7 separate regions of the Mus musculus genome follow, and all the other regions are linked to region 1. A link is a loop called in an ENCODE intact Hi-C map of the cell type or tissue named here. Cell type or tissue: left cerebral cortex. All regions are shown on one strand. Region 1 holds the start of Phyh (phytanoyl-CoA hydroxylase). Region 2 overlaps Optn (optineurin). Region 3 holds the start of Mcm10 (minichromosome maintenance 10 replication initiation factor). Region 4 has its middle 16 kb from the start of Optn. Region 5 overlaps Optn (optineurin). Region 6 overlaps Mcm10 (minichromosome maintenance 10 replication initiation factor). Region 7 holds the start of Camk1d (calcium/calmodulin-dependent protein kinase ID).

The links. A loop is a pair of places that touch in the nucleus more often than their neighbours do. Peaks named below come from ENCODE experiments on the same cell type or tissue, not always from the same donor. Only the 100,000 strongest peaks of a DNase experiment are listed, where the experiment ranks them.
Region 2: it touches region 1 in a loop (3-fold over the local background); 13 of 42 quality-filtered maps call a loop at or near these places.
Region 3: it touches region 1 in a loop (2.1-fold over the local background); 16 of 42 quality-filtered maps call a loop at or near these places.
Region 4: a loop joins it to region 1, with 2.9 times the contacts of the local background. A loop is called at or near these places in 3 of 42 quality-filtered maps.
Region 5: it touches region 1 in a loop (2.8-fold over the local background); 9 of 42 quality-filtered maps call a loop at or near these places.
Region 6: a loop joins it to region 1, with 2.5 times the contacts of the local background. A loop is called at or near these places in 25 of 42 quality-filtered maps.
Region 7: it touches region 1 in a loop (3-fold over the local background); 3 of 42 quality-filtered maps call a loop at or near these places.

The regions. Positions count from the first base shown.
Region 1 is chr2:4,916,039-4,920,038 of GRCm38, forward strand. Phyh (phytanoyl-CoA hydroxylase) reads left to right here and starts at 2,958. Exons shown (of 9, transcript NM_010726.2): 1 at 2,958-3,106. The coding sequence starts at 3,032. Gm46728 (a long non-coding RNA gene) reads right to left here and starts at 418. Exons shown (of 3, transcript XR_001783222.2): 1 at 108-418. In left cerebral cortex, CTCF peaks have their summits at 1,659 (motif pointing right), 1,861, 2,963 and 3,173; DNase peaks (open chromatin) are centred at 1,700 and 2,962; H3K4me3 peaks cover 1,751 bases; H3K27ac peaks cover 2,254 bases.
Region 2 is chr2:5,023,925-5,027,924 of GRCm38, forward strand. It overlaps Optn (optineurin), which reads right to left. Exons shown (of 14, transcript NM_001356487.1): 12 at 3,190-3,320; 13 at 143-225. Among named protein-coding and RNA genes, the nearest start is that of Mcm10, 13 kb to the left of the region's middle. In left cerebral cortex, CTCF peaks have their summits at 1,426 (motif pointing right) and 1,728 (motif pointing left); no DNase peak of the experiment used is centred here.
Region 3 is chr2:5,011,214-5,015,213 of GRCm38, forward strand. Mcm10 (minichromosome maintenance 10 replication initiation factor) reads right to left here and starts at 1,578. Exons shown (of 20, transcript NM_027290.3): 1 at 1,492-1,578. In left cerebral cortex, no CTCF peak of the experiment used is centred here; a DNase peak (open chromatin) is centred at 1,625; H3K4me3 peaks cover 373 bases.
Region 4 is chr2:5,077,887-5,081,886 of GRCm38, forward strand. No RefSeq gene overlaps it. Among named protein-coding and RNA genes, the nearest start is that of Optn, 16 kb to the left of the region's middle. In left cerebral cortex, a CTCF peak has its summit at 2,363 (motif pointing right); DNase peaks (open chromatin) are centred at 2,353 and 2,737; H3K4me3 peaks cover 307 bases.
Region 5 is chr2:5,029,389-5,033,388 of GRCm38, forward strand. It overlaps Optn (optineurin), which reads right to left. Exons shown (of 14, transcript NM_001356487.1): 10 at 3,743-3,836; 11 at 1,872-2,030. Among named protein-coding and RNA genes, the nearest start is that of Mcm10, 19 kb to the left of the region's middle. In left cerebral cortex, no CTCF peak of the experiment used is centred here; a DNase peak (open chromatin) is centred at 2,036.
Region 6 is chr2:4,987,181-4,991,180 of GRCm38, forward strand. Mcm10 (minichromosome maintenance 10 replication initiation factor) reads right to left here. Exons shown (of 20, transcript NM_027290.3): 20 at 3,544-4,000. Among named protein-coding and RNA genes, the nearest start is that of Ucma, 13 kb to the left of the region's middle. In left cerebral cortex, a CTCF peak has its summit at 1,914 (motif pointing left); no DNase peak of the experiment used is centred here.
Region 7 is chr2:5,712,814-5,716,813 of GRCm38, forward strand. It overlaps Camk1d (calcium/calmodulin-dependent protein kinase ID), which reads right to left and starts at 1,949. Exons shown (of 11, transcript NM_177343.4): 1 at 1,333-1,949. The coding sequence starts at 1,424. In left cerebral cortex, a CTCF peak has its summit at 2,048 (motif pointing right); DNase peaks (open chromatin) are centred at 726, 964, 1,680, 1,949 and 2 more places; H3K4me3 peaks cover 2,815 bases; H3K27ac peaks cover 2,848 bases.

The DNA of each region.
Region 1 (4,000 bases):
TAAATCCTCAGCCAATTGTGTCTTGCCATACCATCACCATGCCCCAATGAAAGCCCTGCCTAATAAGGTCACTCAAAAGGGGGGGGGGGGGCGGGGAGTGTCATCACCTGTTAGGACTTCTGTGAAGAGGCGGGGCAGCCACCATCTGGCCCGTGTTCCATTTTGCTGTCTCACAGGTGTTCCGGGAGCCATCTTAGATCAAATCCCAAGTACAGCAGATCAGGGCTCTTCGATCCTGTGGCGCTTCTCTCTCCATTCCACTTTTTCCTTCACAAGGTTGACCTCCACATCCCCCACAAAGGAGGGTGGTGATGGTCTTCACCTTTGACCCCAGCACTTGGGAGGCAGAGGCAAGTGGAGCTCTGAGTTCAAGGCCAGCCTGATCTATAGAATGAGTTCCAGGGAACTCTGTTGCAAAGTGAAAAAAAAAAAAAAAAAAAAAAAGCAGAGAGAAAAACAGAGACACAGAGAGACACAGAGAGAGGTCTTTGGACACATAGTCTGGAGTTTAACATTCCAAGATAGGGTTACAAATCTGAGATCTTCTCCTGAAGGCTGAAGTTTAAAGTCTGAGGCTGGAGGAGGTGACTGAGAAAGCTGGTTTTCACAGAACGAAGATGTAAAAGGACTGACTACAGATCTCAGGAGAGGGAAGGTCAGTCAGAAAAGGAGGGAGAGGAAGCCACTGCGGGCCTACTCCACATGGCCGCACGCAGAGGATTGCATGGGATAGAATGCAGTGAGACAGAACCCCTAGATGAGCACATGGTGGCCGCTTGCGAAGAGCAGCTCGTTAGCAGGATGAGCTCAGAAATGACCTGGGCTTTAGAGAAAATCAGGAGAGAGAATCTAGGACTGCAGATATCATCTATCATTCTTTCAGGATTGGCTATGAAATCATTTCCTTTGCTTTATCTGCTTATTATTTTTATTTTTGTTTTATTGTGTGTGATAGCTTACTGTTAGTGTGCTTGCCTCTTATGGGGGATTCTGGGTTCTAAGCTCAGTTACCACAAGACAAACAAACAAACAAACAAAAATACAGGTTAGGAAACGTTACACACAGAGCCAGGAGGAAATTCTATCTTGAGTGCCACAATCTCTCATCCTGTGCTGGTCTTATGTCAGTTTAAGACAGATTAAAGTTAGCTGACAGGAGGGAATCTCAAGGAGAAAACGCCTCAAGAAGGTCCAGATGTTAGGCATTTTCTTAACTAGTGATTGATGGGGAAGGCCCAGGGCATGGTGGGTGGTGCTATCCCTGGGCTGGTGGCCTGGGTTGGTGGTCCTAGGTTCTAGAAGAAAGCAGAGGCTGAACAAGCTATGGAGAACGAGCCCAGTTAAGCAGCACCTGTCATGTTCTCTGCTTCAGCTCCCACCTCCAGGATCTTGCCCTGTTTGAGTTCCTGTCCTGACTTCCTTTAATGAGGAACAGATCAGTAAAAATGTAAGCCGAATGCACCCTTTCCTCTCCAACTTCCTTTTTTGGTCATGGTCATGGCGGCAATAGAAACCCTAAGACAGGCCCCAAAGCCATAATTCTCTCTGTTTTTTAGGGAAACCAGTCATCCTCAGAATGACGGTCTTAATCTTTCAATTCTGCTTGAGGTGACCCAAATTCAGACTAATTTCAGTTTTGTTTTCTTCCTTCTCCCTGCAGTTCCCATTTTGCACCAGGTGAGGGCAGTAAGAACACACCTATTTCCCAAGTGGGGGGTGGGGGGGGAATGCAGTCAGTCCTGCTTTTAAACTGTGGGCTAATTAAGCCGGTCTCTCAGGACATGGTCAGGCTTCCACCAGGTTGCTCAGGCTGGACAGATGAGGTTGGGAGATAAGCAAATGACCAAGCCGGCCCTGGGAGCTTCAGCTAAGCGAATCTCGTCCTAAAGGTCAAGGCACAAAGGGCAAATCTCTGCAACCTGAAAACAGGAAGTAGCCAGCTGGTTACTTGCTTGTCTCTCCTGGACTATGGCACTGTCACCAAATTATCTAATGAAAGCATTTAAGAAACAATAACATGTTTATGGAGTAACTAGAAGCAATCTAGAAGTAACTCTCTTAAGAGACCGAGAGACAAAGAGATTGAGATTATGTGTAGTGGTTGAATTTCAAAGACTTTAGGAAAACAGTTTTGTTTTGTTTTGGGTTTGGTTTGGTTTGGTTTGGTTTGCTTTTTCGAGACAGGGTTTCTCTGTGTAGCCCTGGTGGTCCAGGAACTCACTTTGTAGACCAGGCTGGCCTCGAACTCAGAAATCCCCCTGCCTCCGCCTCCCAAGTGCTGGGATTAAAGAAAACAGTTTTTAGCTACATAAGAAATTTTACATGTTATACTGGCTGGTGAGATACACAGTGGTTAAGGGAGCTTGCTGAACAAACCTGACCATCAGAGTTCGATCCCCAAAACTCAGGTGGTGGAAAGAGACTCAACTTCCCTGAAGATTATTTCTCTGATCTCCACAAACAAGGATGCAAACATACATACATACATACACACACACACACACACACACACACACACACACACCACACCCCATCACCACTACCACCACCACACACAAAAATGTAATGTAAGTTATCCTAGACCGTGTGGATCGCTCTTCTTAAAAACTAACAGCCAAACTTTCTAATATTTTAGGATGAATTCACGCTAAATTTAATGTCTCTTCTGAATAACACAGATGATTTTAATTTTTAGTGGGAGAACTAGTCACATAGATTAGTTGTTCATAGATTAAAACTACCAAGTTAAAAGGGTGGCTCAGATCCCTAACGGCCTCGGGCTGCTCGGCTTGCATCACCCCAGTCGCAAAATTTCGGACCTTGCAGATTAGAACAAAGACACAGCGGCGGGGAGCAAGGACTCCAGACAGCCTAGGCTCGCTCCCTCATCCCCAGCTCCCCAACCCCCAGCCTGGGGGAGGTGGCGCTGTGTCCTGCCCTTGGACAGAACTCCACCCTCTACTAGGAGGCGGGGCCTTGCCGTAAGTTAAGTGTGACCTGGGCGCAGCAGTTTCGTCTGCTGGCCCCCACCATGAATCTTACGCGCGCCGGCGCCCGGCTGCAGGTCCTTCTGGGACACCTCGGCCGACCCTCGGCCCCAACGATTGTATCCTTTGGGCTGTGGAAGGGCTCACAGGCTCGAAGGAGCCTCTCCGCCCTGGTGGTGGCTTCAAGGACATAAGAGAGCCTCTGCGCCGCCATCTCTTCCCTGTCTCCATCCCTAGGGTTCCCGGGTGGAGGCTGCATCCCCAGAGAGCCCTCGTCTTCTGGAAGGGCTCTCTGGTGGGACTTCTCTAGGCAGCATTTTGAGCCTTCAAGAAACCGTGGTTTCTTGCTGGTGTAAAGCGGGAAGCATAAAGCGAAAGGTGACGACGTCATCACAAAGAGGCTTGCCATTTTTTGAGTTGACTTCTGCATCCAGAAACACCAAGGACAGTTGCCCACAGGTGCTTGCCTGTGACCAAGGCCGGCAGAGGCAGGGATTCTCAGAGGTCAGGAGGAGGCGCCAGTCGCCAAAAAGAGAAGGCTCAGGACCCTGTCCAGCAGGTAGCTAGCTGCCCATCTCCACCTGCCCTCTGTCTGTCACCATCCCACTAGCTGTGTAAGCTCCCACTCCAGGGGCCAGGTGTCCCCAGTCTCCTGAGGACTGAACTGGTTCCCGGAAAGCGACTTCAGAAGCGAGTGCCTGGTGATAAATGCTTGTGATCCCCCTGGGAGGTGCAGGTGCAGACTCGAGGGTTGGTTGGTTGGTTGGTTGGTTGGTTGGTTGGTTGGTTGGTTGGTTGGTTTTTCGAGACAGGGTTTCTCTGTATAGCCCTGGCTGTCCTGGAACTCACTTTGTAGACCAGGCTGGCCTCGAACTCAGAAATCCGCCTGCCTCTGCCTCCCAAGTGCTGGGATTAAAGGTTCGTGCCACCACCGTCCGTCCGGCAGACTTGAGGATCTTAATGGCCAGCCATCCTGGCCAAAAGTGACAGACGGTCTAAAAAGCAAAACAAAA
Region 2 (4,000 bases), 110 kb after region 1:
CTGCGAGAGTCTGGGCTGAATGAAATGAGAGGCTCTCAGGGGCTGACTTCTGGGGAAACAAGCGGCGCTGTATTTTGACTAGTTGGATTTCAGAGCCATTCTCTACAACATAATCTGAAATCCCAGCTCATAGGTGACTCACCTCTTTGAAACAGGTAAGTCTGCTGGTCAGAGTCACTGGTTCTTGCCCCGTGTCGGCACTGCATTTCCATCAGGGACTGTCTACTGCAACCAAAAGCAAGACCACCTGTGATATTCTATAGCCTGCAACAGGACACCAGCAAGCAGCCGCCAGAAGGGTGCGTGTGGGAAACAAGTCAAAACCACATGGCTGACCTTCATAAGAAAACTGACCCGGACTGAGGATACAGCTCAAGGCTGAGTGCTTGCTAGCATGCACAAGGCTCTGAAACCCTCAGTGCCAAACAACAGAGTAACCACCCAAAACAAAAGACTAACTTGGTTTTTAGCAACTATGAGTACCAGGACAGAAGGTGATAAAGATACTAAGTTGAGCTGTATAAAATCAGGAAATAACCCAACTCACTTTTTTCTTTTCTTTTTTAAAAAAGATGTATTTTATGAAATTCCTAGGCAAATGGATGGACCTGGAGGGCATCATCCTGAGTGTGGTAACCCAATCACAAAGGAACTCACACAATATGTACTCACTGATAAGTGGATATTAGCCCAGAAACTTAGGATACCCAAGATATAAGATACAATTTGCTAAACACATGAAACTCAAGAAGAACGAAGACCAAAGTGTGGACACTTTGCCCCTTCTTAGAATTGGGAACAAAACTCCCATGGAAGGAGTTACAGAGACAAAGTTTGGAGCTGTGACAAAAGGATGGACCATCTAGAGTCTGCCATACCCGGGGATCCATCCCATAATCAGCCTCCAAACACTGACACCATTGCATACACTAGCAAGATTTTGCTGAAAGGACCCAGATAGAGCTGTCTCTTGTGAGACTATGCCGGGGCCTAGCAAACACAGAAGTGGATGCTCACAGTCAGCTATTGGATGGATCACAGGGCCCCCAATGGAGGAGCTAGAGAAAGTACCCAAGGAGCTAAAGGGATCTGCAACCCTATAGGTGGAACAACATTATGAACTAACCAGTACCCCGGAGCTCTTGACTCTAGCTGCATATGTATCAAAAGATGGCCTAGTCGGCCATCACTGGAAAGAGAGGCCCATTGGACTTGCAAACTTTATATGCCCCAGTACAGGGGAACGCCAGGGCCAAAAAGTGGGAGTGGGTGGGTAGGGGGGTGGGGGGAAGGGTATGGGGGACTTTTGGGATAGCATTGGAAATGTAAATGAGGAAAATACCTAATTAAAAAAAAAAAAAGATGTATTTATTATGTATACAGCGTTTTGCCTGCATATACACCTGCAGGCCAGAAGAGGGCACCAGATCTTGCTGGGAACTGAACTCTGTAAGCGCTCTTAACCTCTGAGCCATCTCTCCAGGCCCCCCAGTCTCTGTTTTAAATGCCAGGCCTTTTCTGTGTAGCCCCGGCTGTCTGGAACTCACTTTGTAGACCAGGCAGACTCAGATGCCCTCCTGTCTCTGCCTCCTGAGTGCTGGGATTAAGGATGTGTGCCACCACTGCCAGGTACCAAACTCTACAGTGATAGCAAAGTGGGTCAGAGAAAGTGGCTTACTTCTGGATCAAGGCATTACAAAGCAATTAAATAGAATAAATTATTTCATTAGCTAAGAGAAAAAACTAACCTGCCCTCTTCTGGCCTGCAGGTGTATATGCAGGCAAAATGCTGTATACATAATAAATACATCTTTTTTTGTTTGTTTGTTTGTTTGTTTTGTTTTTTGAGACAGGGTTTCTCTGTGTAGCCCTGGCTGTCCTGGAACTCACTCCGTAGACCAGGCTGGCCTCAAACTCAGAAATCCGCCTGCCTCTGCCTCCCGAGTGCTGGGATTAAAGGCGCGGGCCACCACCACCCAGCTATAAATACATCTTTTTAAAAAAAGAAAAGAAGAAAAGAAAAATGTGAGTTGGATTATTTCCTGATTTTATACAGCCCAACTTAGTATTTTTCTAAAAAATAATGAACCCAATCTGCATCAGAGTTCACAATCACATGACATAAATTAAATTGCAGAACAATATCTATAACGATCATTTTGTAACTTAGACACAGGAGAGAATTCAGTATTATCTTCCTTTAAAAACACAGTGTTGGGAGCTGGGAAGGCGACTCTAACAGAGGACGTGAGTTTGGGTCCTAGCACCCACACCCTGTTTCACAACAGTCTGTAACTCCAGTTTCAGGGGATTGCACATCTTCTTCTGACTTCTGCTGGCACTAGGCATGCATGTAGTGTATATACAGACATACAGGCAAAACACTCACACATAAATACATCTTAAAAAGTTGGCTACAAATATGGTGCAGGGATTTGTGTGCATATCGATATGTAAAATTATAATGCAGGTGGGTGGTGGCTCACCAATTTCCTGTTTTCACAAAGTAGGGGAGAGGGTGTACTGAAGGATGGGGACACAGAGAGCAGCTCTGACTCCTAGTCCTTTGATAAAAAGGACTCTGGGGCTGCTGGGACGGCTGAGCTGGAACATCGTTCACGGACAAGCCTGAGTTCAGTGATGGGAACCACATGACAGAAGAGGAGAAGCTGCCCTCTGACCTCCACACACAAATCCATACACAAGGACCCACACTCCACCCATAAGTCATCAAAGCTGTTTAAAAAAAATTAAGAAATACTTGAAGCAAATGAAAGAAACAGTTAATTTAGAATGGACTACATAATAATTGTATTATTTTAATCTTCTATTTAAAATATCTTAAGACCTCTCCCAATAATTTTTAGCCAGACATATGGCATATGCCTTTAGTCCCAAGCAGCACTCCAGAGACTGAGGCAGGGGGGCAAGGTTGAGGCCAGCACGCAGTAGCAATTTCTAGACCAGTCTGGGTTAAAGGGTATGACCGGTTTCAAAACAAACGGAGTAAGTAAAAATAAAATTTTAAAGTTAGAATTTGGTAAGCATTTTTTTTAAGGTGGCTAATTCAAAGCCAGCTAGGATACTGAGACACAGAATGTTATTTTCACGGCGTGTGCTAAGAACACAGCCTGTACACTGCTCCTCTGTGGTACTGGCCTGTGTGCCAGTCTCCTTGCATCCTCTTACCTGCCTCCCTCTTCAATGTCATTGTTCTCTTTCAGCAAAATCGCGAGCTGCAAGGCCAGCTGCTCCTTTTCTTCATGAATCTTCTCTCTTGCTGCTCTCTCAGCGTGAAAATCTGAGCAGTACACCTCCATCTGTTAGGGGGAAAAGTTAGGTTACCATGGAGATGACCGTGGACTCAGGGATGATCATGAGATCAGGGTCCATGCTGCACCTGTAGACAGGCTTTGGGAATGACGAGACTTCTGTTGTGAGCGGGTGAATCATGGCTTTCCAATGCTATGAAACAGTAGATACAAGTTGCATATGTGTGGGTGCTTTAAACAATGGGAACTCCTAAACTGAACTGATATAAATGGCTTCAGGGATGCATGAATCATTAATTCAGTAGATTTTTTTTTTATAAAAAAATAGTATTCAGGTATAACATAGTAAATGGCTTACCAGAATGTTGATGTTAAGCTAAATTTAAAATAAATAAATAAATACACATTATTTGTTGAATTCCAGACATGTGTGTGCTCTTATGTTGGTTGCTTCTTTGACTTCATCACAAGTCCTCAGAGTCAGCTCTTGGTGATGGAACCAGGAGACTCTCTCGTCTGTTCAGGTCTGTGTTGCAAGTCCTGGGCTACACAGCAAGACCCTGTCTTTTAAAAGTTCTGGAAATATAAACTGGTCACTTTTCTAGTGAGCTTAATAGTCCTTAGTCTTAGGAAACTCTGGCTGAGCATGGTAGCACCGGCCTGTAATCTTAGTGTTCCACAGGCAGAGGCAAGAAGATGTTGAATTCTAGCCTAGCCTGGGCTACATG
Region 3 (4,000 bases), 95 kb after region 1:
TGGCTCAGTGGTTAAGAGCACCGACTGCTCTTCTGAAGGTCCTGAGTTCAAATCCCAGCAACCACATGGTGGCTCACAACCATCCGTAATGAGATCTGATGCCCTTTCCTGGTGCATCTGAAGACAGCTACAGTGTACTTAGATATAATAATAAATAAATCTTTTTAAAAAAAAGATAGAAAGATAACATTGAAGCTAGGTATGGTATCAAACTCCTTTAATTGCAGTCCTGGGGAAGGTGGAAGCAGGTTGTCAGAACCCTGGCCATTCTGCCAAACAGTGAACGAACTCTGAGAGAGGCCCCAGAGGGGAAAGGCAGAGAGAGGGCCTTTAACCTCAAGTATAGCTTGCTCCCTGGATGGTTCTTGGACCTGATTTCCAGCCTCCTTCAACAAACATTTGCATTCAATTTATAAGACATGTTTGTTCCTGTTGTATGTGGGAGCATGGCTATAGAACCCACTCTGGTAAAAGGATTGGGTTTTGGTGCACCCCGAATCTGGATATGGCCTTCTGCCTTGCTTTAGTGTTTCCTCAGATATAAACCCTACCGTGTAGGCCAGGCAATTGTGCTTAACTTGTTCTGTTCTGGCTTACGGTATACTTATTTACATTCTGCTGCTTTCAATTATCCTTAGAACCACATCCACAATGCCCGCCTGAGAAGCAATGGGTGGGTACCTTCTTCCTTGTTTCTATTTCCTCAATTCCCTGTGTTTGCATCTTCCTGCTAGATTAGCTTGCTTTCAGCTTCTTGAACTGTTTTCAGCTTAGGCATTTTGTCTAGAAAGCTCTTTTAGAGTACTTTCTCATCTCCAACTAGCTAATTTCTGAGCCTTTCTAGTCGGCCATACCCCGAAGGTTCCCTCTAGAGCCCCTCTGCCCTAGTTAACTGCACATTTGTCCACCACTGTGTGCTTGTTATAAGGATCCTCTTCAGAGTGCACCACCACTGTCCGGCAGAAATAAACTTTTAAAAAACAAAAATAAAAGGGCGCTCTTAAAAAAAGAAAACAACCGGGTTGGGGAGGTGGCTCAGCGGTTAAGAGCATTGACTGCTCTTCCAAAGGTTCTGAGTTCAAAGCCCAGCAACCACATGGTGGCTCACAACCATCTGTAAGGAGATCTGACGCGCTCTTCTGGTGTGTATAAAGACAGCTTACATATAATCAACCAATATTTAAAAAGAAAGAAAAAAGAGAAGAGAAGAGAAGAGAAGAGAAGAGAAGAGAAGAGAAGAGAAGAGAAGAGAAGAGAAAAGAAAAGAGAAGAGAAAAGAGAAGACAACCCAAAACGGGCTCCTTAAGCACTCGAGCCCTCCATCTTCCAGCCCCGGCGCCTTGCCCGTTCCAGCCTCGGCCAAAGGTCGCCTGCTCCGCTGGATCCAGATCTCGGCGCCTTTGCCCCTCAGAGCCCGCGCCTCTCCCTCAGACCCCAATCCCTGCGTGGATGCCCAGAGTTCCGGACACACGCAAACCCCGTGACGCTTACCTAAGACCCGGGCCTCTTCCCGGTCCACAGCGGATCCCGCCAAAAAACTAAATTGGGCTCCGCCCAACTCTGACGTCGACGCGTTCATTTGTGGAGGACGCTCTGATTGGCTCCACCGGAACTCTTGGACCACACAGATCCTTGGCTGGGGGAAGCACCGCCTCTCAGTAGAGCAACCTGATTGGCCATCTTTGTTATGGGCAAAGAACTTCCGGTTGGTGAGGCTGCAGATTCCCATAATTAAGATTCACATAGCAGAGCTCCAGCCCATCTCTGTAAGTTAACACTCAACTGGTTTCCCTGCTGGAAGTAAACTTATTGAAGTCCCAACCAGTTTTGCTGCTCCTATGTCCAGTTTAGATATTAGGATTTGAATAGAGAGAGAGATGAAAGTTTCTACTTTTCACTCTGTCTGACCTACAGGAACTACCATTTCTTCAGATTTTGTTTCTACACCTGTAAACGAGGGAAAGGCTAGATATTTTTGGACGCAGAAAACAATATCCCTAGAATAGTGCAGATTCAGGGAACTAGATTATGTCAGAGTTGAGAATAATTTATCAGATCATTCTTCAGTAAAATTCAAACTTTTCTTTACAAGTATTTATACATAGGTCTAAAACCATTTTCCAAATGCAGAATATTTACCCTCCATAATTCCAAAGACTTCCATGCACAGTTTTGTTGATGTTTAAGACAGGGTCTCTCCAAGAAGCTCTGGCCTTGACCTTTCTGTGTAGATCAGGTGAGCCTTGAACTCAAGACTCTGCTTCCCACCTACTGGGTTTAGAGTGCCTGCCTGGATTACTTTAAAACAGTATGTAGCAGGATCCAGAGTGTCCTGGGATTCCTCCTCCCTCCCCCTCTTCCTTTTCCTTTGTGCTGATGATTGGATAACGGGGTTCATGGATTCTAAGCATGCCCTGTGCCACTGCCATGGAGCTGGATTCACACCCCTGGCCTAGGATTCTTGAAACCTGCCTCAGCTTCAAGAGTGCTGGGATTACAGTGACCACACGCACCTCCAAGTGACACTCTTTAGAGTCTGAATTCATCCACTAGTTGATTTGAGATAAGACAGCATTGGTGTCTCTATCTCTCCACTCTGTTTACCCAGTGTGTGACTAGAAAGCAAAGAATCTTGATGCCTGGACACGGAGTTTTCTTCTTCTCCATCTCATCGTTATCAAAGCCTGTGCTCCTGGCTCAGGATTAGGAATAATTCTAGTATGAAAATTTCACAGTGATAAAGAGACTTCAATAATTAGATAGGCCAGTCCTTTTTTTTTCTTTTTTTTTTTTTTTCAAGACAGGGTTTCTCCGTGTAGACCTGGCTGTCTTGGAACTCACTCATAGACCAGGTTGGCCTCGAACTCAGAAATCCGCCTGCCTCTGCCTCCTGAGTGCTGGGATTAAAGGCGTGCACCACCACTGCCCGGCTGATAGGCCAGTTCTTGTTGGTCCTCTCTAGTTCCTTTCTTCCCTGTGACTTTACAGATAACCTTTGCTTCCCATGTGATTCCAGGAATAGGAAACAGTATCAATCTAAGTGTTCAAGCACAGATGGATATGGAGAGCTAAGCAATTTGTACTAATTGGTTTGGTGGCAATTTTGAGGAAAGAGGAGGAAGTGATTTGGGGTAAAATAAATTCAGAATCCAATGCCTGTGGGATATTGAGGAGAGAGAAAGAGGGCAGAGGAAACTCAGACAGAGGCTAGCTGGTCCCTTTCTGACTTGTACAACTAGTTGTTACTTGAGGTGATCCACTTTAGCAGGGAACATGGGAAATCCACATTTAAGGGACATGATAGAGTCCATTTGGTTTCATAATGGCATCTGAATATGTTTGGCTTCTTGGTTCTGTGACAACTTCAGGCAGGAAGAAATTAGAAATCCTGAGAACATTTAACTATCAATGCGCAAGCTGACTTAAGGCAGGACAGATTTGGTTCTATGGCTCCTAGAGCTGGATGAGGCAGAAGGGTATGTTGATAAGGCGGAGCATGGTGGAAGGTTTGGTGTGCTTGCACAGAGCTGCTCGACTCATGCAGCCAGGAAGCAGGAAGACAGAAGAGCCAAGAGCAAATTTACCACTTCTGCTCTCAGTGACCTCTTCCTCCAGCTAGGCCCCGCCTACAGAGTGCTACCACCTCCCAGAAGCCTTTTGTTTTGGCTCAGCTATCCTCGAATGTTCCCCGTAGACCGGGCTGGCCTTGAACTCAAGAGATCCACCTGCTTCTGCCTCCCAAATGCTAAGATTTAAGGTGTGTGCCACCACCACACTGTAGCTGGTCTTTCATTACTTTGTGAGTTCTTTCTTCCACCCTTTCAACCCCACAACACCAAATAAAAGAAAAAAGGATAAAGAGATCCCTGAATAAAGTCAGGGCTCAGAAATGGGGAGACATTGTTAAGACTACTTCCTGCTGATTAGGGCCATCCGAGTTTTTGGGACAAGTTTGGTCTTTGCCATCAGGATGTTTAATTTCTTCTTGTTTCTTCTTTGC
Region 4 (4,000 bases), 160 kb after region 1:
GCTGCAGTATGGCCTCCTCATTCAAATACATTTCCACCAGCTTTCTGTTTTCAATGGTTTCCTTAATTGCTTAAGCTTGGCTGTCTTGGAACTTGATCATAGACCAGGCTGGTCTCAAATTTAGAGATCCCCTGCCTCGGCCTTCTGAGTGCTGGGATTAAAAGTGTGTACCATGCACCTGGCCTTAAGTTTTTTAAAACTTCCTCTGAACAAGTTGGAAACTTAACTGGGTGGGGACTTGCTCTGAGGTCACCATTCCCTTTATCTCTTGGCCTCAGGCTGTTCTTTAATCTGTTTATACTTCCTGGCACCCCTTTCTTCTCAAACTGTATACTTTGCATTTCCCTTCCTCAGCTTGTTTCTTTTCAGTATAGATCTGCATAAGACTGGCCACTGATCACCATACAACTTGGTCGACAATAAGCTATTTTGAAATCTCCTCTGTCAACACAATCCAAAACTTTTGAATTTAATCTCAGGCAGACTTTTTTGGACAAAAGCAAAATGCAGTCACATTCTTCACCAAAAAAGAGTGCTCTTTAGGTCACATAATAATATTCTTCTCTAAAACCTCTTAAGCTGGGCCCTCACAGTTCCAATCCTTTTCAGCACCACTGTCTTTCATGCTCCTACTAATATGGTCCATTAAGCCCTTCTCAAAGCATTCAACTGCTTTCCTAATCCAAAGTCCCAAAGTTTACATTCTGCCAAGAAGAAGCCACATGGTCAAGCTTATCAGAGCAACACCCCACTTCTGGTACCAACTTCCATCTTAGTTAGGGTTTCTATTGCTGTGAAGAGACACCATGACTACAGCAACTCTTATAAAGGAAAATATTTAATTGGGGATGGCTTACAGGTTCAGAGGTTCAGTCCATTAATGTCAGGTGGGAAGCATGGAAGCCCAAAGGCAAGTATGGTGCTGGAGAAAGACCTGGAAGTTCTACATCTGGACTGGCAGGCAGTAGGAAGAGTAAGTGAGCCACCCAGCCTGGCTTGTGCTTCTGAAACCTCAAAGCTCCCCCCACTCCCTTCAGGAAGGTGTCTGGGAACGATTTACCTCCTAAATGTGCTCAGAGATGTTGTGTTTTTCCTGTAACAATTTACTTGATTGTTCTCAAGGATGTGATATTTCTATTTGTGGGATGCTTTGTTGTTCTCCTGTCCATTTCTCACAAAGCTGGGGATAGGAATAGCCCATTCCTGGACTAAGATCTTGGAGGATGCTCTAAGACAGATATGCTTGGGTCTGAAGTTAGTTAGGGGCAATCCTGATTCACAGTTAGCTTCTTAGTGAACTGAAAAAACACTTGATACTTTACTAATATAATGTATAGGACCTGTGTTAGGTTTCTCCAGCAAAATGGGACGGAGAGGGAGAGGGAGAGGGAGAATGAAGCAGGAATGTCTAAGGTTTATATGAGGTCATCAGGCTGGAATTTCAGGTAAGAATTACAATTGATGTCTGGACTCCAAATCCCTCAAGTGAGAAACTGAGGCAGGGTTTCTCTGTGGCAATCTGGTTGAAGAAAAATTTCTTCTACCTTGAGAAACTGCAGTCTTTACTCTCAAAGCTTTCAAATGAAAGGACCCACACACAATATGGAGAATCACACGCTTTATGCAGAACACCAATCACATAAAGAATGTGTCTCCACAGAAGTATCTCCAGTGGTATTTGGCCAAATGCAGGGCATTTTAGTCTGGCCAAGTTAATGCACACAGTTAACTATCACATGGGGGAAAACTTATCAGTTTTTAAAGGTTACTGAGGGCTTGAGAGGCTGAGGCAGGAGGATCAAGTTTGAGGTCAACCTGGGTTACATGGCAAGACCTTGGTCTAAACAGTTATTATTATTTTTTTAATTTGAAGAAAAATTTAAAATTTGAAAAGGCATACGGAGCAGCTGATGTTTCTCCAACATCATCCCGGTGTGGGGAGGTAGAGGCAGAGGATCAGGAGTTCATGTTCACCCCTAGCTTTATGCTGTCCATGGTTCATCATCTCTTATGGCCCATATTAGTCATTGTGCCATTCAAAAGCCACAGAGCAAGAGAAACATGTTTCACAGCTCCTACTGTATCCTGGACCCTAGGGATGCAACAGTGGCAAGATGTGGTTTCTGCTCTTCATTGTGAGCTGACTTGGCTGAGGCTATAAAGCAAAGGTGCTTTGTGAAATTCAGAGAGGATAACGTAAGGTAACTCAGAGATATGCACAGGAAGTTGCATATTTGCAATAAAGCCACACACAGCAGAACTATTAGATCCAGGCACTCACTCAACGTGGATTCTGGGCTCTTCAGCTCTGATCTCTTCAGCTCTCATTTGCTCAGACTGTCTATGTCCAGCAGATGGTGCCAAATGACTGTCTGCAGTCAACTGGCAGTCCCTCTCAGGGAAAATCCAAATTGAGCCTATGAAAGAAAGGTCAGCATTTTTAAGGAAAGTGCTCTTTGTCAGACTAAGACCTTTTAATTTGTCCCATTTTAATAGTACATATGTATCAAGATAAAAAAAAAACAGACAAGGAAATGGCCTCCTTTGCTGGGATTGTGGAATTGTAAGACCCCCGAAACTGGGGAGACCTCCGCTCAAGTCCCGGGTTGAGCTGGTCGGCACCCCGATAACACCTGATGCAAACTGCAAGACGCTTTATTGTCAGCTAGCTGAGGGGAGTTCGATCTCGAGCGGTAACAGTAGGGGGCTTTTAACAGCTAGCTGAGGAGTTGGGAGGAGTTTGGCTACAGCTCTTCTCTGGCGGGTGTCCTTGGTAAAATAACAAGGCATGAAGAGTGAGGAGTGAGCTGTAGCTCTTCTCTGGGGAATCTATCTCCATGTCCTTGGCACAGGGAGCCAAGCAAGCGCCTGGCTAGGTCTCCCCACAATCATCGAGTCTCTGGCTGTAAGGCACAGAAACAAAAAGACTTTTTGTTGGCTATAGAGAACAAAGAGCTTCTTTCTGGCTGTATTTTAAGAGATCAGGGAAAACAAGCTTGGGGAATGTCCAGGGGCTTTACCTTTCAGGGAGAAACGCTCTAAGTCGGGGTCTCACAGAATTATGGGAACAGAGGTCAGGAAGTACTTCAGTAAAACAGCACCCCAATATAGACTGGCATATGAAACTCCAATGACTGAGCATACACGTGTGTATTCATATATTTTGAGTCTACACTTGTATAGAAGTGTATGTATCATGTATGCATATGTACATACGTGCCTGTGTGTGAATATATGGGTAGAAGTCCAAGTGTGTGCGTTTTTGTAATGTGTCTGTATGTGTTGAGTATTTGCAAGTAGGTGCCTATGGTCACATACAAGCATACTCATGGTGTATGTGGAGTGCCTGTGTATGATTGTGAGGAATATGAGTGTGAGTGTGCACATGTGGATGTGTATATCCATGTGTGACTGTGTACACGTATATGTTTACTTTTGGGAAAAATTAAAAAATAAAATAGATGAGGAATGGAAGGTTTGACATATTTTTAAAGGGCAAAGGTACAATTGTTGAGGCAGTGGAAATTGGGAGGATGGAGCCTAAAAACCGAGAAGGACTAAAGCCTCAGGCCTTAGCCAACCTTACTCAGAGCATCAGACAATCTATACTCTGAGAGTTAAGAAGAATCGAATGAGTACAGTTTACAATCACAAAGACAAACCACACATGGCGGTAACATGTCTGTCTACACGGACATAAAACCAAACAATAGCCAGCTCCAATGAACAATCTGAAGTCAACTCCCTCCTACCCACCATACTTGGGAGGGACATTTAATCACATTTCAGAAAGAAGTTGGCATTTGGAAGAAACAGGTCACAAAGACTCTTGTTTACTTGGAATTTTCTCACACGAACTCAGAATTCTTCTTATCGGACTCCATTTTTGGAAAGTGTTCTGACATAAAATACTTAGAACTTCCTAAGAGAGTTAAGATATTGGAGGTGTGTGTGTGTGTGTGTGTGTGTGTGTGTGTGTGTGTGTGTGTGTATGTGTGTG
Region 5 (4,000 bases), 110 kb after region 1:
TTTGTCACATGACCTGCCTCGAGTACTAAAGATTGCTCACACGCATCATTGTACTGGGTGCCTAGATTTCTTTTTTTTAAAAAAAGATTATTACTTTGTGTATGTATGTGCTCATGTGTTCACGAGCAAGGGCTGTCTGTATATGCTAAGCTCCTCTCCAGTTCCCTGGTGCCAAGTTTTCAACTTACTATGTTTAAAACTGGCCTTTGGATTTCATGGCTTTGGGCTATATTATCTATTACTGTTTAAAGGAAATACAAATCTAAGCCTCGCATAGTGCTGCACACCTGTTTTCTAGCATTTGGGGCCAACCTGAGTTACATAGTAACACCTTGTCTAAAAAATTCTATTATGTTAAAACTATAATTACCAAAAGGTATGTAATATATATATATCAATCATCATTTTAGGAGGGTTCCATCAATTCTGGGTGATGCAGCATCTTGCGGTGCACAGTAAGTGTTCATGGTGGAGACTCACTTCTGTGGTGTGGAATCTCTGTGCTATCCATCGCTGCATCAGTGCTGAGAGCATTATCTACGCTCTGTTGTGCACAAGTCAGAGCTGGTGAATGACCAAGAGCATCTACCAAAACCAACACCCATGCACAGTCATGACACAGACTCCAAGCCACAGGGCAGAAAACAGCCATATGGGCTATGCAAGGGAACACAAGGCTCCCATGATGTTCCTCTAGTAACGGCATTAAAGCCACAGGCACAAACTCCTCTCTGTGGGGTTTGTCCACAATGGGCAGCTGGCAATAATGAGCCCCCAGGTAGCATAGAATCTAATGACATCATTTCTAAGTAAAAAACACAAGGACGTAAAGACATTGGGGCCCTCCTGAGAGAATTCTGGTCATGTATTTTTGTAAGATAAACTGGTAGTGTTTAATTTTAAAATTAGCAATGTACATAATGATGTAATCTCTCTTTCCCTCTTCACTGTGTGTGTGTGTGTGTGTGTGCGCGTGCGCATATGGGAACATGTACATGTGGAGGCGGGAGGACAACCTCAGATGTCATTCCTCAGGTGCCATCCACTTTGGTTTTTGAGACAGCGGCTGTCACTGGCCTGGGTCTTCCCAGCTGGGCTGGACTGGCTGGCCAGGGAACTCAGGGATCTCAGCACTGGGATCACAAGTAAATGCTGCCACGCCCAGTGTTTTTCAACCCTGTGTCTAGCATTTCTATTTAATAGCAACTTTTAAGAAAAAGACCCATATGAAGCTAGGCATGGGGACATGCCTGTGTGATCAGGGGTTCAAGGCCATCCTTGGCTACATAGCAAATTTATGGCTAGCTTGTCTTTTGAGGCCCTGTCGGAAAACAAAAACATAAACAAAAAAACCCAAAACCCACTTTCCCCAAAACACCATTTATAATAAATAGTATAAGTTACAAAAATATTTAGAAATAAGTCTTATACTAGTACCTGGGAGTCTAAAGTTGGCCTTGAACTATTAATTTCCCTGCCTTTATTTCTCAAGTGCTGAAATTTCAGGTGTGCACAACCATGCCTGACTTTCATTTTTTAAAAAACTCCACTGGGTAGGTACGGTGGTGCAGGCCTTTAGTCACAGCCCTTGGAAAGCAGAGGCAGGCAGATCTCTGTGAGTTGAAGGCCTACCTGGCCTACATAGTAAATTCCAAGTCAGCCAGAGCTAAACAGTGAGACCACGTAGTGACAAAACAGACAAAAAAGAATGAGGAGGAAGAGGAAGAGGAAGAGAAGGAGATGAAGAGGAGGAGGAAGGAACTGGCAGAAAGAACATTAAAAAAAAATCACTGTTATGTTAAGCATTGCCATTCTCACAGTGGAAATGTCTCGGGGGCATCACTCAGGCCAGACTCTAGCCTGACTCTCACCTGAGCCCTGAGGACGGCCATGGTCTCCAGGTCTTCCTCCTGCTTAGCGAGCGTCTGCTTCATCTCATCCATCTGGAGCTGTTTGGATGCCAGAGCCTGCTCTGCCAGCTCCAGCTTCTCGCTGAGCTCCTGCAGCAACATCTTGTCCACCTTTTCTGCCTGAAAAATACAACTTTATTCTAGAAATGGCTTGGAAACGATGCAGCTTATTTTAGGAAAATATAAAGCTTTACACTTAAGAACTGTCAGCTCCAGTCTGTTACTCAGCCATGACAACTCATTCAGCAAGCTGTAGTCACTTTTGCCTTGCCAATAAGCACTTCCTTGGCTAAAACACGTTCTTTCTTGCTTTTTAAAGATTTATTTGTTTATTTATTTATTACATGTAAGTACACTGTAGCTGTCTTTAGACACACCAGAAGAGGGTGTCAGGTCTCACTATGGATGGTTGTGAGCCACATGGTGATGTGGTTGCTGGGACTTGAACTCAGGACCTTCGGAAGAGCAGTCGGTGCTCTCACCCACTGAGCCATCTCTCCAGCCCAAACACTTTCTGAGAAGGTAACAGCGAGTGAGCGTAGCATAGCACTGTTCCCAGTAGATGAGTTCAGATCTCAGCACACACGAAACCAGATCAATGTCCCATGAGAACAAGCCTACTCTGATGAGCCTGAGGCATGGATACTATTATTTATCTTGTTACTTTAGCTTTGATGTTACTTTAGTTTACATTTAAAAGGGATCAGGTCCTTATTGGACAATGCAGCTCACACCTCTAATCCCAGCACTCTGGAGGCAGCAGGGATGGGTAGAACTCTGAGTTCAAGGCCAGCCTTGTCTATGCAGTGAGTTCCAGGCTAGCCAAGGACACATAAAGGCTCTTTCTCTAGATAAACAAACAAACAAACAAACAAACAAACAAAAGGTTCTCTCTCTTTTTTTAAAGCTATAGTTTAAGAGAGTTATAAAATTTTTTTGTTTTTTAATGAAGTAAAAAGGCCTGGGGGATTACCCAGTCCCTAGTGCCTGCTGTGTGTATGAGATCTGAGGCCAGTTCCTCAGCATCCATCTAAAAGGTAGATATGGTGATAACTCTTGCTTGCAACCCTAGTCCTGGGGATGCAGAGACAGGAGGGTGCCTGGTTTGCTGGCTGGCCAGCCTAGCCAATTGGTAAGCTTCAATAAGAGAGACCCTCAGAAACTAAAGTGGCCTGTCTCAAAGAAAATACCAAAGTCAGCTTTTGACTTCCACATGAACATGCCAATATGTACATGGACCCCACCCCCTACACCCTGCCCCCTCTGGAAAAGGAAAAGAAAACATGGTGCTTATGTCAGAGACCTGTAATCGTAACTACTCAGGAGATTGAGCAGTAGGCTTGCAAGTTCAAGGTCTGCTCAAGTAACTCTGAGACCCTGTAAGAGGGAAGGCAGGAGGGTGTAGCTCAATAGTAGAACATTTGCCAAATATGCAAGAGGCCCTAGGCTTATTCGAACATCCTTACTAATTTAAACTAAATGCTGTAAAACCAGGGTTCCAAGTTCAGTGCCAGCAGGCAAGATGGCCTTGCACAGTCTCAGCCAGTAGATGGCTATAGCTAGCTGTCTCGCTCCACTGTTGACAAGGAGCCCAGGCTCTCAGCTTTCCTACAGACACACCCTCGGGAAGTAGGAAAAGCCCTTGCCCTGCCTGGAGACATCAGCACCCCCTCCATACACAAGTCACGTTTTATATACAAGCTGAGGTGAAAAGCTATAATAATTCTGTTACAACTGATAACCGCAAAGCAGTTCTTGAGAGTGGATTTAGTTGAGGGGTCATTTGGTGGTTCAATCCCCAGGCTATGGAAGTACCTTTGCTCTGTAAATACCTGTTGCTTGGTTAGTTCTTCAATTGTTTTCAGTGCCTTATTATGTTCTTGAAGGAGCTTGTTGTGAGTTGCCTGCAGAGTGGCTAACCTGGACCTATTAAAATGTGATATTAAAAGTGGAATAATGAGGGAAATATCACAGAAGCCCATCCTCCTGTCTCCCTAACAGACTTTGAAAACTCAAGTAGAAAAATCTCTTGGTTTTTTTCCATCCCACCAACTTTTAACTCTCAGCTTGACAGGACCAGGAGTCACCTG
Region 6 (4,000 bases), 71 kb after region 1:
TGTTTTTTTAACTTTTAATTCCTAAAGTTGTTCTCTTAGGGGTGTCTCTTTCTACTTTCCAGGGAGGCAAGGGTCCTAATCTGGGTGACCCTGTCAATGTGGCCCACTTTCATTCCCATCTTCTAGTTGGCATCCCCTCGCACAGGCTAGTACACAGGTAGATGGTCACAGATGGTTGCATTCTGAGGCCACATCCCACACATTCCCCCTGCCTGTTGTGTCTGAGGGAAGGAAGGCTTACACGAGGACATATCCAAAGGGAAGCAAGGTTTGGGAGAACAGCTAGTTTAGAAGTGAAGAAAGCAAACCTGAACAAACTGCCCTTGCCTCTTCAACAGCTGCACTTGGCATTCTGGCTCAAGATAGAGAATTCTGGCCTCAAGGATCTGGGTAGGAATTCTTTTCCCTCCTTCACCCCTGTCCTTAACAAGGGGTCCATTATACTTAGGTTTTCAAGTTCAGCCCAGGATTCCTTCACTAAGAGCCAAACACTGTCATTCCTAGTGAGAACGATGCCAAAGGTAACAAACCCAGCAATCAGAGTGAGCAAATGTCACAGGCAAACACCAATAGACCGATCTGTACTTGAGGCTGCCCTTGGCAAGTGTGGCTTCAGGGCTCGATTTTTCTCTTCCTTTCTTTCTCATCACTACGCCCTAATTTTGAAGAGGTTGAGAACAATGCGTCAAAATTCCTTAGTAATTTCCATTCACTAGTCTCACATATTTTATTTACAAATAGAGGGAGGTGGGGTTCAACTGGGAGGTAGACTGGTAAAGCACTTGCTCACCAAGTTCAAGGTCCTGGGCTCAATTCCCAGCACCACCCAAAACAAACTCAGGAAGCTGTGTGCTCTGGGGCGATTTTATTTACTCTGACTCTTTGAGTAGAGGCTGGTGATTTTCCTAAGCCCCACAATGAGTCGTCCTGTGCTTTCTATACACTTCTGTGCTTTCCCATTTGGTTGGGTTGTTTAATTTCTAATTAATTTTCAAACAATAGTGTTCTAATGCTTTAGTGAGACTGTCATAATTTGGGTTGATGAGACAGTCAAAGAGTAAAACTGCCCAGTCTCAAGCCTGATTATGCAAGTGAGTTTGATCCCCAACACTCACATGATAGAAGCAGAGAACCAACTACTTCCAAGTTACCCTCCAACCTCAGGCACATTAGCTGTATCTACTTGTTCTATAACTGTTAAAGAAAACACACACGTATATATATACATACATATGTATGTATGTGTATATATATATATATATTGAATAAACTCACTCTTTTAAATGACAATAAATGGGCAGTGCACATCATCTCTAGACCAGTGGTTCTCAGCCTCTGGGTGGTGACCCCACTAGGGAGAAGGTTGGATGGCTCTTTCATAGGGGTTGCATATCAGGTAGCCTGCCTCTCAGTATTTACATTATGATCCATAACAGTGGCAGAATTACAATTATAAAGTAGCAACAAAAATAATTTTATGGCTGGGGGGGGGATGGTCACCACAGTGTGAGGCTATTAAAGAGTTGCAGCATTAGGAAGATTGAGAACCAAGGCTAGACCACACACAGCAATCCTTGGAGTACTTCATGGCTAAAGCAAGCATTTGTATTCAGAACATAGAAAGAAATTTTACAGCTCATCCTAATGGTACAAACATTTGGCTGGTCAATAGCATATGACAAGATGCTCAACAGAACTGGCTACAAGGAATTAAACCACGGTGAGATGTCACCATACACTGATCTGAACAGCCAAACTTAAAAAAAGGCCGGGGAGATGGCTCAACAGTTAAGACACTTGCTGCTTTTCTAGGTGAGTGTGGTTCCTGCACCCACGTAGGGCAGCTCACCATAGCCTGTAACTCCGACTCCTGAGGATCTGATGCCCTCTTCTGGCCCTCTGTGGCTACTCGTACGTGTGTGCACCGCACACCCACTCATATATAAATTAAAAAAGACTGACAATATCAGGTGTGGGTGAAGCCTTGGAGCAAATGGGAAATGGAATTCCCATACATTTACTAGATGGTGTGCCAGAGGGCACAAAAGCTTTCGAGTTCCCTATTTTCCACTCCAAGATTGGTTGCCTTTTTTTTTTTTTTTTTTTTTTTTTTTTTTTTTTTTTTTTTTTTCCCCCGAGACAGGGTTTCTCTGTGTAATCCTGGAACTCACTTTGTAGACCAGGCTGTCCTTGAACTCAAGAAATCCACCTGCCGCTGCCTCCCAAGTGCTGGGATTAAAGGCGTGGACCACCACTACCACCACCACCCAGCCTTCAAGATTGTTATCTAAAAGACTTTATCTTTCTTGCCTGGAAACAGGATTTTGTTTTTTTTTTTTTTTAAGTTACTTTTTTCTAAATAGGAAAAAAAAAAAAAGAGAGAGAGAGAAAGAAACCTAAAACAAACAAAATATTCTGAAGATAGATTCAGAACAGCCAGTTTCTGCTACTTGCCGAGTGCTTACCCAGTTCTGAGTGCCTGATAACGTGACATGGCTCTGATAGTAAGTCAAGAAAAAAGATAAACATGTAGTGGATTTATATGAAACTATTTAATAGTTGGTAATTCACTAAAAGGCAGGATTAAAAGGTTAGTTCCATTAATGAATATTTTCAAGGCCCATGGGTAGGTAGTTCTCTCCCCTCTCCTCACCCCTGAATATTCTGGGAAACCATACACACACAGACACACACACACATGATGAACACAAATTCAACCTTCCAATAATATCTGTGAGCGTGGGAAGGGGTTCCACTGTGTTTCTAATTATTTAGGAGTTAAAAATAAAATTAAAGAAATAAAGGCACCCACACTCAGGTCCCCAGAGCTCTGTAAGCACCTGGACATCTTATAGACATCAAAGACCCAGCCACGCCCTGAGCAGATGAGAACACATCTCCCACCGGCGGCCATCTGCTGTTCCTGATCCCTGCATGTGTGCTGCGGACTTCAGGTACATCACTCTCCAGATTAGTCCTAAGCCTTTAGTTCTTACTAATAATATTCCCAGAATATTCGGGGTGAGGAGGGGTGGAGAGAACCACCAGTGAGCCTTACTATTTTCTTTATTGAGTTTAGAAACCAAAGCCCAAACCCTGTTGTAAGCACAAAGACCTCTAAAAAATGGTGGCCAGACCTTAGGGAAACAGGGACTACAATGGTTAGCGCCTTCAGCCCACACAGAGCAGAGACAAAGCTGGATGCCACCTGGGGCATGCAATCTTTGGCTCTAAAGCCTCAACCGTGTATTTCCTAGAACTGCTTTCCACAGAATTACCCTCTTGTCTTGGACAAAACCAAGTCTAGCTAGAGTTTAGATCCTGCCAATTTATCTTACCCTTAGACAGGACCAGCATTCACATGGGTCAAATACCGTTAGAAAACAGTTTGTCCAGCTAGCCTAATCTAAGAAGTACACATTTACTGTCATTAGCTATGCTTTGGCCTTCGTGACACACACAATAGTAAGCACACCTGTAGGCCTACCCAGAGTCCTGGGTTCTGTCTGTGTAGCTGGTTTCTGAGTCACGTTTCACAGCCTCTCAAGTTGTACATTTGCTTTTATTAGGAGCATCAAACTTTATTTTAAATAAACCCACACTAAAGGTGAGGAGAGCTTAGGCATTTCTATCCGAGTCCCATGGCACTGTAGGCAGAGAAACTTTTCTCCATACGAAGGAACTGAGTCACAAACTGGCTTGCTGACTTCCCGTCAGAGAAAAAGCTGCAATCACAGTCAACAGAAGGAAACCCTGGTACCCAGTGTCAGTAGATCCAGACTACACAGAGGCAGCGCTATTCATCACCAGAACCAGGGGGGGTTGGGACATTACAGACAAGCAGCCTGGGCTTCATGTTCCACATAAGGACTGAGCACGGAAGTGGGGAGAGACCCATGCCATGTTAGCTCTCTTGTCTCTCGTGCCCACGTTAACACCTGAAGGAGACACAGAGGCAAAGTTCTTGAGTCACCTTTCAGTTCTGGGGCAGGCATCTGTG
Region 7 (4,000 bases), 800 kb after region 1:
AAACAGCAAGTACGTGCACAGAGATGCCTTCCCTGGTGCCCAGCAGGCACAGCAGGGTGACCCTACTGAGAGCTTCAGCACACTGCACAGGTCTGTCCCAGGGATCTGGGAGCACAGCTGACAAGGCCACCCTCCGACTTGTCTCTGGGGGACACACTGCAGATGGGGTACAGGAGGGGTGGAGGGAAATAATTACCAATATTTAGCTGTGGGACTCTGCACTTCGAGCAGGCTTGAAAACTGAGGTCCTGGAAAAGCAAACCAAGCCCAGAAATAAGAAGGCCGAGAGGGCAGGAGGAGAGATAAGCGCCCAGAAACACAGATACACCCGGGAATCACCACCTCCTTTTCTCCGAGTCATCAGCACCCTCCTAAACCCCAGCAAAAGGTTCATTTTACGGAGCACGTGTGAGACTGTATCTTCATGTACAGATACCGATCAAAACCAGAAACCGATCAAGTGGTGGAAGAAAATAACTTGAACTTCAGACTCTTTCCGCGGCGCTGAATTCTTTCACAGCCCCTGTACCTATCTGAGGCGCTTCAAAACAAAACAAAGCCAACTCATGCGCAGGAAGGGAACTGCAGCTGTACTGAGTGGCACATGTTCAGAGCTCTGATGACACACACTTTTGATTATTTCTGCTTTCTGGAGATGTAACCATCAAGCATGAGCCCCGGAGAGAACCGCCCCTAAAGACTCACTGATCCTCCTCCCACCCGGACATGAACCCCAGCGCCGGGCATCTGACCCTATGGTGAGATGTACACACAGATGAAGCTCTGACCACATGTCACTCTGAATACTGCGAAATTCTTCCCTCCCATCATCCTGAGGCCAGCCAAAGTCTTGTCTACACCTAGTACGTGCATATGTCAATTCCATAGGAATATATGATGTAAGGGTAGGACCAAAAGCTGAATTTCCTCGTGACCACTTTCGTCGGCCCAGTGCGCCCATACACACGATGAGTAAGTGCACACAGCCAGCGATCAGCGAGATCCACCATGCTCAGCCCACAGTCACGCGTGGGGAGAAAATCAGTGGAGGGCGGTGGTGGCAAGGGAAAAGGAAAGTCGCCCGCCCGCGTGGGCTGTTCTCTGCGCGCCCTGCGCTCCCCTCCCCCGCCCAGGAGAGGTGTCAACCGTGGGCGCAGACCCACGCGGTGGACTCGCGGAGGGTCTCCATAAGAGCGGACTATGGGACAATGAGGACGCATCGACCAGCCAGTTTCTGCCGCGGTGGCGGTGGCGACGGTAGCAGCAGGAGCAGCCGACGCTGCTGCCGCCACCGATGCTACTTCCACCCGCTGGTCCCCAGCACCCACTTACGTTCCGAGGGTCTCCTTGAACTCGAAGATCTTCTTAATGTCTTCTGCTTGCTTTTTCCAGGAGGAGCTGCTCTCGCCGTTCTCCCGGGCCATGGCAGACTAATGCTGTAGGGCGGCCGAGGGTTGCGCTGGGGAAGGGGCGCCGGAGGCGCGGCGCGGGCTCCGGGGGATGCCCGGCGCCGGGATGCGGAGCGGGAGGATGCGGAGCGCAGGGAGGCTCGGGCTGCCGCAGAGCTTCCTCTTCGGCAGTTTCCTCTTTCGCCTTGGCTGCTGCCGCCGCGGTCCCTCCCTGGCTCTAATTTCTACTGCTCTCCGGCAAAGACTTCCTGCCTCTGCCGCCGCCTGCCAGCCTCACTTTCTGCTACTTTCTTGCCTGGCTCCTGCTCCCTCCCCGCCGCCCGCCCCACTCCCCCAGCCCGCCTCCTCCCGCGGGCTCCCCGCCCTCCCAGTGCACCCGGCAGCCTCCCCGCCTCCCGCGAGGCGGCCTTCGGGGATGTCCCGCTCCCCCTCCCCTCCCCAGGAGCTCCGTGCTTGGGCGCCGGGATGCAGCACTTGACCACGGAGCCACGCACGCTCCCAGGCCGTCCGCGCACCCTGGGTCCCCGGGCGAGGGCGGGTGGGAGAACCCAGCAGGTGCAGGGCGCCGGAACGCGCGGGGGAGCCCTAGCCTTTAGGGAGCTTTATTATGAAGTCAATGCTGGGGGCGCCCGGGCTTTCCCTCTTCGAGCAGGAGGGGGCGCCTCTGCTTGGCGCTCGGAAGCTCTCGGCAAGGTGGGGTTGCGCGGCTCACGGTTGCGGGGCGCCCAGGGCGGGGCGCCTTCGCATACCCAAGAGCCGGTGACCCAAGCCTGCTGTGCAGGAGGGCGGGTGGGGGCTTGTTGTCAAGGCAATGGGCGGCGGCCTGGATGGAGCCATCGGCAGGCGGGCGTTGACTCCTGGCCGCAGCTTTGCCCCAGCAGGCGCTCCCGGAGCTCGGCAGTCACCTCCGGACTCCGCTGCTGGAGCTAATTCGCATTGCACCAAAATCTGCTTCACGTCAGTTTTGGAGCAGCTAAAGGAAACCTCGGGATGTATCGGACAGGCACGCCCAAGACGAGCCAATCACCGCCTGGTGGTCCCTTCCGGAGTAAAACTCCAGGGGTTATTTGGCGGCCAAGTGATGGGTGGATGCGGGACATGGTGGCTGGCCTGGCCCAGAACTGGAGTGACTGGACTGACTAGTGTTTGAACCCTTCTGATTTCCTCTTTCTCACTTTACTCCTGATGCTCTGAGGCCGTGGCCAAATTACACCGATTCAATGGAAAGACGCCTCTCTCTAGCGCCTTCCCCCATCAGCATACCCCGCAAGTGGCTTACTTAGAAGGTTAAGGTAGAAGCAGAGATACATTTTCCTCAGGCCTCTGGTCTCCAGAGTGAACTTTGACCTGCCCACTCTCACCTGGTATTCACCTGTTAGAGGACAGTAGGCAGCGTTTCCAGTTGGTCCTTTGGTTCAACTGGCAGGGACTACTACCTCATGATAGGAAATGTTAAGTTTTCTTTGTAGCAAGACTTCCTCTCCCTTAGAGCTGTTCGGCTGAATTGAGTAAACAGCCCTGTCTCTTAACTGGGGACACCTGTCCCATTTTCCCAGGACTGTTCCAATTTGAGAGGGGGGAGGAGGAGGAGGTGTGAATCTGCTTTCAGAAAAAGAAATCCCCCCCCCCCAACACCTCCCCATTGGTTCAGACTGGCCAGAGGCTCTGCCTTGGAGCCCTTTGTGGACTCCCAAGGAGGTTAGAAGAAAAATCTACCTATCCCTAGATTCTCAGTGCTGTTTTCCACGTTTCTTTGGCCCTTAGTCCTAAGCTCTTGAAGCTGAGAACAGCAGAGAAGAGGGTTATAACCATTGGTTGTTTAGGAGTGTGACAACCGAGTCATATGATCATCATGTTAAGTGTATTTACACAGACCTGGATGCTGCACACACCCAGCCTGTGGGATACACACGCTCACGGGCTTGGAGGTTGGGGAGAAACAGCCTATTGCTCCTAGAGCCATAATGAACAAAACATGAAATTAAATCAAGCACAAGACAAAATGATGCAATCGAGAGGCACGGTAAATACAAGATACAAGAGGGTACTGCCGGCATAATATAGCAAACTGACTTACAGTCAAGTTTTCTTTCACAAGCAGAAGAAACATAATCTAAAAAAAAAAAAAAAAGTCCAACCCACTAAATAGATAATTCAGTAAGAGTCATTTACTATCAAGCATTGTCTACCTAAGGAATGATATCTACAGTATTTCTAGGCAAAGCACACCATCGTAGGTCTGTTTACATCACCAATACCACAGACCCATGAGTAATGGGTCACACTGATGTTATGACTGGCTAAGAGGTCACTGGGCCATAGGAATTTTGCAGCTCCATTATAATCTTATGGGATTAACGTCAGAATGTCATTATGCCCACATGACTGTGCTTGCTTTTACAAACCCAGAAGAAATCGTACAAACAATATCTGAGGGGTGGGGGTGGGGGTGGGGGAGAACTAAGGAACCTCTCTCCAAGATGGAGACATGCCCAAAGTCCAAAGCATACAGCACCCCTCCAGTAAGAGCTGTATACACTGTATCTTATTGCATAAAGCATGGGTCAACAGAACCCAGCGACACTGTCCTG